Linked DNA regions of Homo sapiens: regions 1 and 2 are each linked to region 3. The links are chromatin contacts, found by Hi-C or POLR2A ChIA-PET in ENCODE. All regions are on one chromosome and are shown on one strand. The core of a region is the stretch at or near the end of the contact, and the rest is flanking DNA. Distances in the headings are between cores, read along the strand shown.

Evidence for each region. Hi-C counts contacts between places; a loop is a spot of excess contacts on that map. ChIA-PET counts read pairs that join two places held with the same protein, here RNA polymerase II (POLR2A). Pooled maps may share reads with other maps.
Region 1: a map of IMR-90 shows a loop between it and region 3 (15-fold over the local background). The contact joins the promoter of GFPT2 here to the enhancer-like site in region 3. A Hi-C loop is called at or near these places in 2 of 168 maps with a recorded cell type or tissue (IMR-90 and sciatic nerve) and 1 of 50 pooled maps. POLR2A ChIA-PET finds 5 or more read pairs at or near these places in 2 of 52 experiments (GM12878 and HEK293T).
Region 2: a pooled map shows a loop between it and region 3 (2.5-fold over the local background). The contact joins the promoter of CTC-338M12.4 here to the enhancer-like site in region 3. A Hi-C loop is called at or near these places in 1 of 168 maps with a recorded cell type or tissue (mammary epithelial cell) and 3 of 50 pooled maps. POLR2A ChIA-PET finds 5 or more read pairs at or near these places in 3 of 52 experiments (HEK293, activated CD8-positive, alpha-beta T cell and activated T-cell).

The regions. Positions count from the first base shown.
Region 1 is chr5:180,351,139-180,355,194 of GRCh38, reverse strand. GFPT2 (glutamine-fructose-6-phosphate transaminase 2) reads left to right here and starts at 1,859. Exons shown (of 19, transcript NM_005110.4): 1 at 1,859-1,984. The coding sequence starts at 1,978. RefSeq lists a silencer at 1,603-1,832 and an enhancer at 3,205-3,705.
Region 2 is chr5:181,244,815-181,248,539 of GRCh38, reverse strand. CTC-338M12.4 (a long non-coding RNA gene) reads right to left here and starts at 1,999. Exons shown (of 3, transcript NR_109909.1): 1 at 1,658-1,999; 2 at 1,154-1,424. RefSeq lists enhancers at 281-1,208, 1,209-2,135, 2,867-2,916, 2,136-3,064 and silencers at 1,467-1,566, 1,797-1,876, 1,977-2,056.
Region 3 is chr5:180,784,104-180,788,017 of GRCh38, reverse strand. MGAT1 (alpha-1,3-mannosyl-glycoprotein 2-beta-N-acetylglucosaminyltransferase) reads left to right here. Exons shown (of 2, transcript NM_002406.4): 2 at 1-3,238. Among named protein-coding and RNA genes, the nearest start is that of MGAT1, 17 kb to the left of the region's middle. RefSeq lists enhancers at 1,161-2,071, 2,072-2,983. Within about 2 kb of position 2,542, at least 23 of the 41 ENCODE cell types and tissues checked have a DNase peak (open chromatin) inside an H3K27ac peak, as active enhancers do; they include IMR-90, where a contact is called at or near this core.

The sequences.
Region 1 (4,056 bases), core at 610-3,109, 430 kb after region 3:
CAACCTCCCAGATGACTCTCAGAGGGTTCTCAAAGCAGGAGTGATGCTAGGCCGGCAGCTGCTACAGACACATCCCCATGGGTGGTAGTGTGCACTCATGCCGTTCCTCACCGTGGACCTGTGACTCCTCCAGGAGGATAAAGGACAGATTTGGACCCTGCTAAGACCCCAGGGCTCCTGGGGTCTTGGTGCTATCAGAGGGCCTGTTGACATCACCCTGTCCCCGCCTCAGTTACAACAGTGGAGGCCAGTCTGGGCCAAACAACCTGATCTCCACATTCAAGTTCTAGCCCTCATCCAGGGGACCTTTGCACTGCCTGCTGCTCCCTCCTTCCTGGCTTCGCTAGGCTCTGGACCACCTGCACCAGCGCAGCCCTGCCCAGTCCCAGGCAGAGCCTGGCACCCTCTCCACCGCTGGCCCAGCCCCCTCCTTGTATCCTACCTGGAATTTTTAGCTCTCTGTGTAACCACGAGCTTAGTGTCTGCTTCCCCTTCACTTGTAAGTGCCAGGAGGGCAGGGCCAGATCTGTTCTCATTCATCAATAAGTCTCTTGCACCTGCACCCTGACAGGTGTGAAGTGGGTTCTTAGGAATGAGAGAAGGAAGGAAGGAAAGCGACCCTGCATAGTGGAGGGTTGGGGGCAAACGCTGCGGCTCCTGAATCGCTCTGAGATTTCCCAACAACAGGACTCACCCAAGCCCCCTCCTTCGCTGTCGTGGAGCCTCAGTTTTCCCAACCCTCCAATGGCACAACCTCCTTCCCCCAGGGCTTGCAGAGTCGCGGTGAAACTAGGGAGGGATTATGTTAGAAAAATGCTCTAGACGAGATGTAAAAATCTTTTTTTTTTTACACGACTGAGGAGGATCCGTTTAGAATTTCAGGATTTTTTTAAGAAAAAAAAAAACTTCAAAGTGCGCAAACGTTGGGCCGGTTCTCGTGACCTTCCTCGGGAGACGAGGGGCCCAGAGTGCAGGGGGAACGGGAGGGACGGCCGGGAACCAGGGCGGAGAAACGCGGGCCTTGGTGCCTCACTGGGGGGTCGGATTCCGACCCCAGGCGTAGGAACCCCCGGGTCCCTCGCGGGCCTGCAGCGCGAGGCAGATCTGGGGAGGGGGCAGCTCGGCGCGGGTGGGGTCGGGGCTTCCTGGGGCGCCTCCAGCTTCGTTCACAACCTGCGGAACCCTCGCCTTCAAGCTCGGGCTCCGCGGCAAATCCCAGGGTCGAATTCTGCCACCGCCGCGGCGTCCGGTTTTGGCAGAGTCCTTGTCTGCCTCCGGGAGCCTCGGTTTTCTCGTCTCTCCGCCAAGCCCGGGCGTTCTCTCCACGCAGGGTGAGGGCCAGGCTTAGAGGTCTGCGGAGCTCTGAAACAAGCCTGTCACTCAGATGGGAGCGCGGCAGGAACAGCGGCTCACGCGGGTTTCCGGAGCGCGCGAGTGATGCCGGACCCCTCGCTCTGCCCCTTACGCGGCCCGTCTGACTTCTCAGCACCCCGTGGGAGGGAGCTTCCCTGGGTAGCCCCGTTTCACAGACGGGAAAGCGGAGGCACAGCGCGATCGGGCCCTGCCCGGCTTCCACGCCTACTCTGGTTGAGTCGGGGTCTGAACTCGGGCCGTTGGTTGCCCTAAGCCCCGCTCCGGGATCTGGCGCCCGGCGCCCCAGCCTTACACGCCCGACCCGCGCCTGGGAGCCGCCCCTCGGCCCCCCTCCCTGGCTCCTGGGGGCCGGGTCCCGTCGTTGTCACGACAACCGGGGGCCAATGGGAGCAGGCGGGCGGGGGAAGCCCCGCCCCTTCCCCGCCCCCTTCCCCGCCCTCTCGGAGGGCTCCGGGTTATAAGGGCTGGAGGCCGAGCGGACGGGAGCTGGAGCCCGCGGAGCCCACGGAGCCCACGGAGCCCACGGAGGAGCCCACGGAGGAGCCCCAGCGTCCGAACGGGCAGACCCCCTCGAGCCGCGAAGGAGCCCGAGAAGCAGCCACGATGTGCGGTGAGTGCCGCGCCCGCCCGAGCCGCCTCCTCCACGCCGTCCGCGGGTCCCGGCGCCGCAGCCTCTCCGCGCCTCCGCCCGCAAGCAGGCGCCGAGGACCTGGCTGGGGGCGCCGATCTGCCCCGGGCCCCTACCGAGGGGCTGTCGTCGGCCGGGCCTGGCTGCCCCTCACCCGCGTTCCCCGAGTGGCCGTCTCGGAGGTGTGGGTGGGGGATGCCCAACCCGACTCCTGGTCTCGGACACAGTGAGGGGGACCGAGGCCCGGTCCCCACGGAGGGGAGGGACCTGGTCCGGTCCGGCCTGGACCCCGTAACAGAGGGGTCCCCACCCCATGCCGACCGAGGTCGCTCTCCTCCACGTCTCCCAGTCGCCCACAAAGGCGGCCACGCGCAGGCCGGCGCATCCCGAGTGCGGGGCGCCCATCCCGACTCAGCCCGCCGCGCCCACCGAGGAGAGGAGAGGCGACCCCGCCCCGCCGTCCCCGCAGCCCGCCCGGTCGCCCCCGCTGCGTCAGTGCCTCAGGCAGGGCCTGCGCGTCCTCCTCGCGACCCCAAAGGAACGTCTGGTCCCTAGAAGGGTCGCTGCCGCGTTACCGCCTCTTTGCGCGGGGAAGAGGCAGTCACTGCCCGAACCTCGGCCCGAAGCCACGAGAGGGAGTCCGGGGCGGGGAGCGGGGCCGGGCGTCCGATTCCCGCGGCGCTCCCGCGCTGTCCCGCGTGGCTGCGGGACCGTGGGGAGGGCGGCCGCGGCCCGGAGCGCACATCTGCAATTCTTTACTCTCCTGGCTGGGCCGCCTCCGCTGGCCGGGAGAGAGCCGGGAACTTCTGCTGGGACAAAAGGTCACTGTGCTCTTTTTTTTTTTTTTTTTTTTCCTTGAGTAGGATTCGGTTACCCATTCCAGCCTCCTGTGGCTGGAGGACCTGGAGGAACTTTCGAAGCCATGAAAGGCCTCTCTCTGACTTTGCTGAGGGCCGGGGTGGGGTGCGCCCGCGGTGAGCCCTGGCCGAGGTCTGTGCAGGCCTCTTGTCTCGGAGGCCAGCTGCTCGGCAGAAGGGAACGACCTACGGCGGAGCGGGCAGCGTGCTTCGGGATGCCGCCTCACCCAGGCTGAACAGGCATCCGTGGAAATTCCTGAACCCTCAGCTAAAATCTCGTGCTCCCAGACGCCATTCTCCATGTGTAGAGCCACCTTTGGGTGTTTCTGGGGGCAGAGATGAGGCAAAGGTGGTAGTTTTGCCAGATGTCCAAGCCCTGATGTTCCACACCTCTCAGTGTAGCATTCAAGACCCTTGGCCAAAACTGGTGGCCTTGGGGCCAGACTTGTGCAGGAGACCCTTGAACCAGGAGGGTCTGCCCACAGCACCAGAGGCTCCCCTTCCCCTTCCTTTCAGATGCTCCTCTGCCCCCACTGCCACCCCTGCCTGTCATCCTCCTTCCTACTGGCATCTTGCTTTTTCCCAAGTCTCTCTGAGCTTTGGGGGGGCTCTACCTCCTCCAGCTCACAAAATCACAAGTGTTTTTGTTCTGCTTCTTAAAGGGACACACACGCGTTGTCTCCTAGGGAAAGGTTGAGCTTTGGGGTGTGACCACCTGTATCTTCAGATTTTCTGGTACTGACTTGTGGTTGTATGTGAGAAGGAGCTTGAGGTCCCCAAAGGACACCCAGGGCTCAGGAGTGGCTGCGGTCCATGGGGGTGCCCACTCGGAGCCAGAATCAAAGAGTGCGTGCTGGCTTAGGTGCCTTCTCAGAATTCCCAGATTTGCTGATTTGGGGCTGGGGGCAGGGTGGGGGAAGTGGGGAGGGCACAGCTCAGCAGGAAGTCGTGGAATCCCTGCATGGGAAAGTTATTTCCTTTTCAAGAACATCAGGAGAAAGTTTCAACTTGGTGCTAACGTGTCCTTAACATCTCTCTGACACTTGCTTAAGTATCCTGTGCAGAGGGGAAGCCATTCCTGGCTCAGAGCAGGCAGCAGCAGCTGGCTAGAATTGAATACATTGGTCTGTTTGGGGGGGATGATGGTCTGAGTATGTATGACAAGTGATACTGATTTTCCTTTTATGGTTGTTTTCT
Region 2 (3,725 bases), core at 750-3,249, 460 kb before region 3:
AGCCCTCAAAGCTATCCCTACCTTACCTCTGCACCTACGCTGATCCCTCTGCCTGGAACGCCCTTCCTTTAACTACTTGACCTTTACTTTTCAACCCATGAGGCTGGCCACCAAAATTAGAATCTTCCACAGGCCAAAGCCTCCACTGGGTGGTGAGAATGCAACACTTAGCAGAAACAGAGCAGTCCTTGTGAGGAGACACCTGAGGGATAAGAAGAACCAGTATACACTACACCACCGCTGTGAAAGCATGAAACAAATGTGACCTAGACCTGAGGGTCCCAGAGGCTTCCCTGAACAGGCAACCTAAGCTGAGACCCCAAGAAAGCTTAGATTGAACCGAGAGGGTTGGGGAGGGATGTGATGGGCCTTCCAGGCAGAACAATGTGTGTTCTGTGTGGGAGAGAACTAATGAGTTTGGAGGAAGAGCGGAGGCCCAGTCTGGCCACAAACACAAGAGTATGGGACACGCCAGAGGAAGCCACACGGATTTTGCAGGGAGACAGTAAGGATTTTGCTCATCATCTTAAAGTACGTAAAGTACGTGGGAAAGCCTCCTGCACAGAGTTTTAGCTGGCAGTCAGCAGGCCCTCTGGTCCTGGCCACGCACCTTTCCCTCAGCCTCGCCTCAGCATTCAAGGGAAAACCTGCCACCGCGCAAGCCCTCCAGGGTCTGGAATGCTGGCAGGAGGGGATGGATGCCTCTGCTCCTGGAGAAAAGGGCTCTGGCAGGGAAGCCTGAGGGGCTGGTTCCAACTGTACAGGTCCTGTGGACTCCTCAGAAAAGGAATGGTGAGATGGATTTTCATAGGAGAGCCTCTCCAATTTCTCCTTGGGACTTTTTTTTTTTTTTTTTTGAGACGGAGTCTCTCTCTGTCGCCCAGGCTGGAGTGCAGTGGCGCCATCTCGGCTCACTGCAAGCTCCGCCTCCCGGGTTCACGCCATTCTCCTGCCTCAGCCTCCCGAGTAGCTGGGACTACAGGCGCCCGCCACCACGCCCTAATTTTTTGTATTTTTAGTAGAGACGGGGTTTCACCGTGTTAGCCAGGATGGTCTCGATCTCCTGACCTCGTGATCCGCCCGCCTCGGCCTCCCAAAGTGCTGGGATTACAGGCGTGAGCCACCGTGCCCGGCCTCTCCTTGGGACTCTTACCTTGTATGGAATGGAAGTGGTGCCTCTGGGGTCCCAGACACGGGAGAGAGGAAGCAGCCCAGGGGCTGGGAGAAGTGGTGAGACCCAGAAGAACGGTGGACCCAGTCAGGAAGGGTCCTGCCAGCAGGGCGTGGGCCAGCCTCGGGGTCTTCCCCAAAAGGCAGGTAGGGGCCTCCAGCAAGCTTCCCACCTCCGTGAGGCTGGAGAAGAGGCCCCCTGGATGAGAAGGAAGAGGCCGGCAGGTCCGGCGGGCGCAGGCACAGGTAGACTTCTGGTGGGAAAAGCGTGACTCAGCCTCCTCCAGCGGCTGCAGGACGTCCCCCCGCTAGAAAGGGCCGGGCTCCCTTTGCTGACCCAGAGTCAACCCAGCGATTCCTCCCGGGGAGGCGGGGGGCCCCGGCCCCGGCCCAGAGCGCATGCCTATGCCGGGAGCTGGGCGAGGACAGGGCACAGCCACAGCTGGGTGCCCAACGGGAAAGGCGGCCGTTCCCCCTCAAGCTGCACCTGAAGGGGTCCCCAGGGTCGAGGCCACTTCTCCTTCGGCTCAGGGTTGACCTTCAGTGACCACTGTGGCCTGCGGGCATCCCCTGGGAGGGACGGAGGGGGATGGAGGAAAACTCCAAAGGGAAAGGCCGAATCCTGCAGGGTCTGGTCGTCGGAAAGCCAACCATACAGTCAGCCCTCCCTCTCCTCGGGCTGCCGTCGCCATCCGGGTCCACACGGGCTCTAAGACAAAACCCCAATTGCCCCCAAGGCCCCATAGGAGGGGCGCTGCCAGAATCGCCTATTTTTAGTGAAAGAGAACCGGGCCGGGAGACGGCGGCAGGGGGCCGGAGCATTCCCGAGGTCTCGGTCTGGGTGTCGCGAGGCAGGGAAAGAGGGCGGCCCCGGAGCGGAGCGGGAAAGGGGGCGGGGCAGGGTGGGGCCGGACGTGGCAACCTCCCGCTTCCGGGACAGTGACCCGCGGCGCGGCAAGGCCTTTCCCTTGGGCGTGGGTGGGGACCTGGACTCCCTGTGGAACGTTTAAGAAAAAGAGAACCGAATGAGGTTTCGCGAAAGGAAAAAAAATGTAACTGTGATCTAGTGCTGTTGACGGCCGCGAATGGAGAAACCCCGTGTTCTCGAGGACAAATTGGAACTCCTCGGCGTTTTAGGTCCTCAACCCGGGAACCCCTCGCACCGCGAATCTCAGTCCACAGCGGGAGGCGGGTGTGGTCGTTCACCTATTTGTGCCCGAGGGCTCAGGGAGGCGCTGGCATGACCCGAGTGGGGGGCAGCAAGCTGGTTAGCGGGAGGGTGAAGGCAGCGGTCTTCCACGACCACCACAATCACCTGGGTAGGGATTGAGTCCCGTATTGGAAAAGCGAAAGAACAGTCAGCTGGGGGTGCCAAGGAGGCAGGTGATGTATACAAACCTGGAGCCTTAGGATGGTCCACAGGCTGCGGAGGACCACAGCCAGGACAACGTCCCGGAAAGCCCAAGGGAGACTGCGGCGGAAGGCAGGGGAACCTGCAGAGGACCAGGAGAGCAAGCTGTTTCAGGGAGGGATCCTGGCCTTCCCTGCACACCTGGGCGTCTACAGCCTCCGGCAGCTCTGCCACCCTCCCTCGCCTGTCTTCTGCCTTTACGCAGGCTTTCTAGCAGACATTGCCAAGGTTCTTCTCCAGGCCTTCAAGGCCCTAGGTTAACTGCACCCTCCATTTCCCTGCTCTGTCCTCAGCCCCTCCACACTCCAGCTCAGTACGTTGGCACTAACTCTTCCCTCCGATTGAAATATTTTTCCCCCATTTGACTTCCCTCCACAGGAACATTATTCTCCCATATACCCGCAGGGCTCTCTCCGTGTCTCTGTTCCAATGTTCTCCCCTCTTCGCATACCGTAGGAAGTAAACTGCAAATAAAACAAACCAGGGTCCCCCCTCTGTCTTGTTCACAGCTGTGTCCCCAAGACCTAAAATAAGGCCTGGCACCCAAGAGGTGCTAAGTTTCACAACATTTACTCTGCCTTGTTCAGGGCGCTTTACATTTGCTTCTTCACTTTCCACACCACCATGTAATGTAGATACTAATATTATTTCCAATCTCATTTCACAGATGAGAAACGAAAGTTGATAGATGTCACAAATAGAAAAGTATATACTTAGGTATAATGCCCCCTTTATTTTGCATAGATGTTGGTGGCTGCTATCATCCTGATCTGTGCCCCTGTTTAAAACTACTTGAATAGACATGGTGCCAACACTGTCTCTTATAGTCAGAGATGGGTGAGAATGGGAGCCATTACTTATTTAAATTCCTGCGGTCGAGCGGAAGGCAGAAGGACAGTTAGGTATCCGTGTTCCACCGCTTCCCTGTCTGGGCACGTCCTTCAGGGCACAGTTGGACCCCCAGACCCCTGGGCTTTTGTGTACGCTGGCTGGGCCCAGAGAGAGCTTTCCACTAGATGTCCCCAGAAGTCAGAACCTTAAGGTCCTCCTTTGGGCATTTCCGTTTCTGCGAGAGCTTCCCGTGTTCTGGCCTAGGCAGGAACGGATTGGCAGTCTAGCAACACACAGGGCAATTTTTACTTTA
Region 3 (3,914 bases), core at 1,293-3,792:
CTGCCTCCAGCTGTGACCACCTCCTGCCACTCCTGCTCTCACTGTGGGTTCCTGCTCACTCTGTCTCCAGGACAGACTGCCTTCCGGGCAGCCTTCCCTCCTCAAGCCTCTTGGCCTTTGCAATCCTCTTACCTGGGTCACTGGTGGGATCTCATTTGTGGATCAAGTCGCCCCCAGTGGAGACAAATGTCTGATGGAGTCTGGCCAAGGCCCTCCTGAGCCTTCACTGGGCCCTGCATGAGAAGCCTGCCAAGGCTGAGGGGCCAGGGAAACGGAGACGAAGCCCTCAGAGCAGGCCAAGAGGGTGGGAGGTGGGGGGCATTTAGAGGGTTAGATACAGAGCACCCCTTTACAAATACCAGCTACTGGCTTTTCGTATTACATGTTCATTTTAGATACAACATACTGCACACGCTCCCTTAACGTGTGTTTACGCGTGGGTGGTGTATCCTTCCAGACGTCTTCCTCACATCTATACATAATATGCATAGATAAAACATTTACCACCAAAACCCATAGTGTTATGTACATATTTGTCTGGCTGTGTAACTTTAAATAACATACAAATGTATAGAACAGAAGCTTGCCCTCTTTCTGAAATATCTAACGTGGGATTTCAGGCTTTCTGATGAGACCTCTGTAGAGGTCAGTGTTTTGCCACCAGAGGTCCTTCAGCCTCCATCTGTTCTCCCACCTACCCACATTCTGGCCCCTGGCAATTCACAGGGAGTTTAGGAAGTAGACACCAGGGCCCTATTTCCTGGAGACCAGCCTGGTGGCCGATGTCATAGAGTGCGGTGGGCCTGGGCCGGCCCTGCTCTGGGCCCGTGACCTGCGTGTCTGACTCGGGTCCAGCTGTTCTTCCTGCCAGAGCCTCTTCCTGTGAGGCGGGGGTAACACAACCTTCTGTGGTGGCTGTGGGATTAATCCGTATGGCTGCATTGTGAGTAAAGCCTGGTGGAAATCTCTGTCTCCACTGCTTTCCTTTTCCTGCTGTTCACCTTGGCTCCCTCGACACTTAATCCCCCTCCACATGTGTCTGGAGCGGGCAGAGCGGGGGCAGTTGATAGAAAGGGGGCCGGGTAGTGCCAAGGCTGTTACTTTCCCCCACTGCCTCCCTTGGCTAACTTGAAGTCTGACCCTTTATACCAGAACTGTAAGACAGTGTGTCAGAATGGATTCAGTTGCAGAGCAGGAAGCCTGGATCCCAGCGCCGGACGGAAATGAGAGGTCGATGGTGCAGGCTGGTGTGGGGGTTCCTCCACCGTCAGGGCCCAGGCTCCTTCTCAGGTCTCAGTCTCACTCTTCTTAGCACGAGGTCAGGTCTCATTCCTTGGCTGCGGGAGCTCCAGCCAGCACACGTTTTAGGAAGAAGGAGGAAGGAAGAAGGTAAAGGGTGGATGGCAGCTGCCTCCTCCTCTCTTGGAAGCTCACAGAGCGCTGGGTCACAATTCCCTGGGTAGAACTGGATCACACAGGCACCCCTGTCAGCAAAAGAGGCTGGAAAAAGTATTTCTGAAGCTGAATCAAATTAAGATTCCTGTTACTAAGAAGGGAGTGATTGTATGGGCGACTACAGGGACCACGGCCATACACGGTGCCTGGAAGACCAAGCTTGTGACAGTGACGAGGATTTGGAGAGGGCAGGGTGATGGGGAGCTTTGGGGGGAGTGCATTAGGAACCCTGACCTGGAGAGGGGCAGAATGAAACCTGCGGGCCCCTAACCCTAGTGGGTTGTTTGAGAAACCTGTCCTACTGTGGCAGGGGGCTGAGTCTTCTCAGGGTCATGCATGAAAACTGAAATTCCTGAAGGCCACACACAGCCCCGGAAGTGCTGACTGACAAGGGCACATGCCAGTGATGCAGTTTTCTTTTTTGTCTTCACTTTTGTTGTTCCGCCGTCTTCAACACATGGCTCCCAGCTCACAGCAAATGCTGCCCTGGTTCAGCTACCAGGAAGCAGGAGAGGGGAAGGGAGGGCAAGCCTCATTCTTTATGGAACAAAAGCAGTGGGCAGACAGCCTTCCCTCACGTTCCACTCACTGGAATGTGGTCTGGCTGCCTTCCCTGCAGGAGGTGGGATGCACCCTCAGTGCAGCAGCCCTGCCCCAGCCAAAAACGTCTCAGCACAGCTGTAAGAAGAGGAAGATGGCTAGAGACAGGCAGCCTTCCCTGCAAGGGCAATGAGGCAAGCCTGCCAAAAGCCTCCTTTGGAAATACTGTTTGATTACTTTTCAGAGTTTCTATTTAGGAAAAGGGCAAAACCTTTCAGGATCAGGAGTAGGTGAGCGGCGATCAGGCCTCACTCTTCACCGAGGGCCTTCCCTGAGGAGGGGCCTGCAGGACGCTGGCAGCGGAATGGGGCTGTGTGGCTGCTAGATTAGGTCATGGCAGGGAGACAGCCTCTTCCTGGTTCTTGCTAGAACAGGCACACTTGGGGCCTTGAGCTCCAGGGAGTTCATGGAAGACATCTGACTACCCTGAGCCCCTTGCTGGAGGGTTCTGGGGAGTGGCCCACGGCCACCGTCACCCATGGCCACCGTCACCCACAGGGGCCGTGAGGACATCCCTGGCCAGCATCTAACACAACCACATGGGATGCCCTAAGCAACTACTGCCCAGCCGAGGGCTGCCTGAATTTCTGACTCACAAATGGTGGGCAATGTGAAACGGGTATTTTAAGCTGCTGAGTTCTGCGGGAGTTTGCTGAGCAACAGTAGAAACCAGAACTCTCGGATACTGTGTTCTGTCCTTGAAACGGTGGAAGATTTTATGTGACCAGAATGGAATGTTTGAACAAATATTTTGAGAATAGAATTTTAAAACATTTACTCATCAGCATCCAAGGGTGGGGAGCAGTGTCATCTAGGAGACTGGTTCTATTATTTACGTAGATGTTCTTGAATTAAAGGATGGGAATATTTTTTCCTTCCAAAACTTTTTTTCAATTTTATATTCTGTTTTTCAAGTTTTTATTATGAAAATATTCAAACTCACAGGGAAGTTGAAAGACTAATACAAAGAAGAACCATACTCTTTCCACTGACATGATCCAACGAGGAATATTTTGCCACACGGCAAATATATACCGTATAATTTTCTGTACCACTTGATAGAAAGGTAAAGAATGAATATTGTTTTTTAAATAACTTTTTTCGTATATAAGTAATATGTGCTTATCGTGTAACTACCTAAAAACATTGAAAAATAAAAGGAAAATAAAATTCATACATAACCGCCCTGCCCAGATTAACTATCTTTGGTTCTTGGCTTGCTGAGCAAGCTTCTGACCTGAACTTGGTCTTCATTGGGCACGGCTGCCCTCTACTGACAGCTGGGAGTCCTCGGCCTCCTTATGAATGAATCAAGCCAGTTGGTTCTGAAACTGCAGAACAGAGCCTGATGGCCTCATACCTGGGTTTTTAAAAATCAAAATCTGGCCGGGTGCGGTGGCTCTCGCCTGTAATCCCAGCACTTTGGGAGGCTGAGGTGGGTGGATCACGAGGTCAGGAGATCGAGACCATCCTGGCTAACACGGTGAAACCCCGTCTCTACTAAAAATACAAAAAATTAGCTGGTCGTGGTGAAGGGCGCCTGTAGTCCCAGCTACTCGGGGGGCTGAGGCAGGAGAATGGGTGAACCCGGGAGGCGGAGCTTGCAGTGAGCCGAGATCACACCGCTGCACTCCAGCCTGGGAGACAGTGCGAGACTCCTCTCAAAAAAAAAAAATCAAAATCTTGGGTGAGGCCTCACCTGAAATATCAAGTGTGACTTCCCTGTCCTTGTCATATTGCTCCCTTGAATTGGAGCCTGCCCTGATGCCCGCCTGGCTCCAGGCCAAGCCCTAGCAGTTCTCCACCCCAGTTAGACAGCATGCAGCTGTGGTTCCAACGCCCCTCCCTCAGCTGAACCG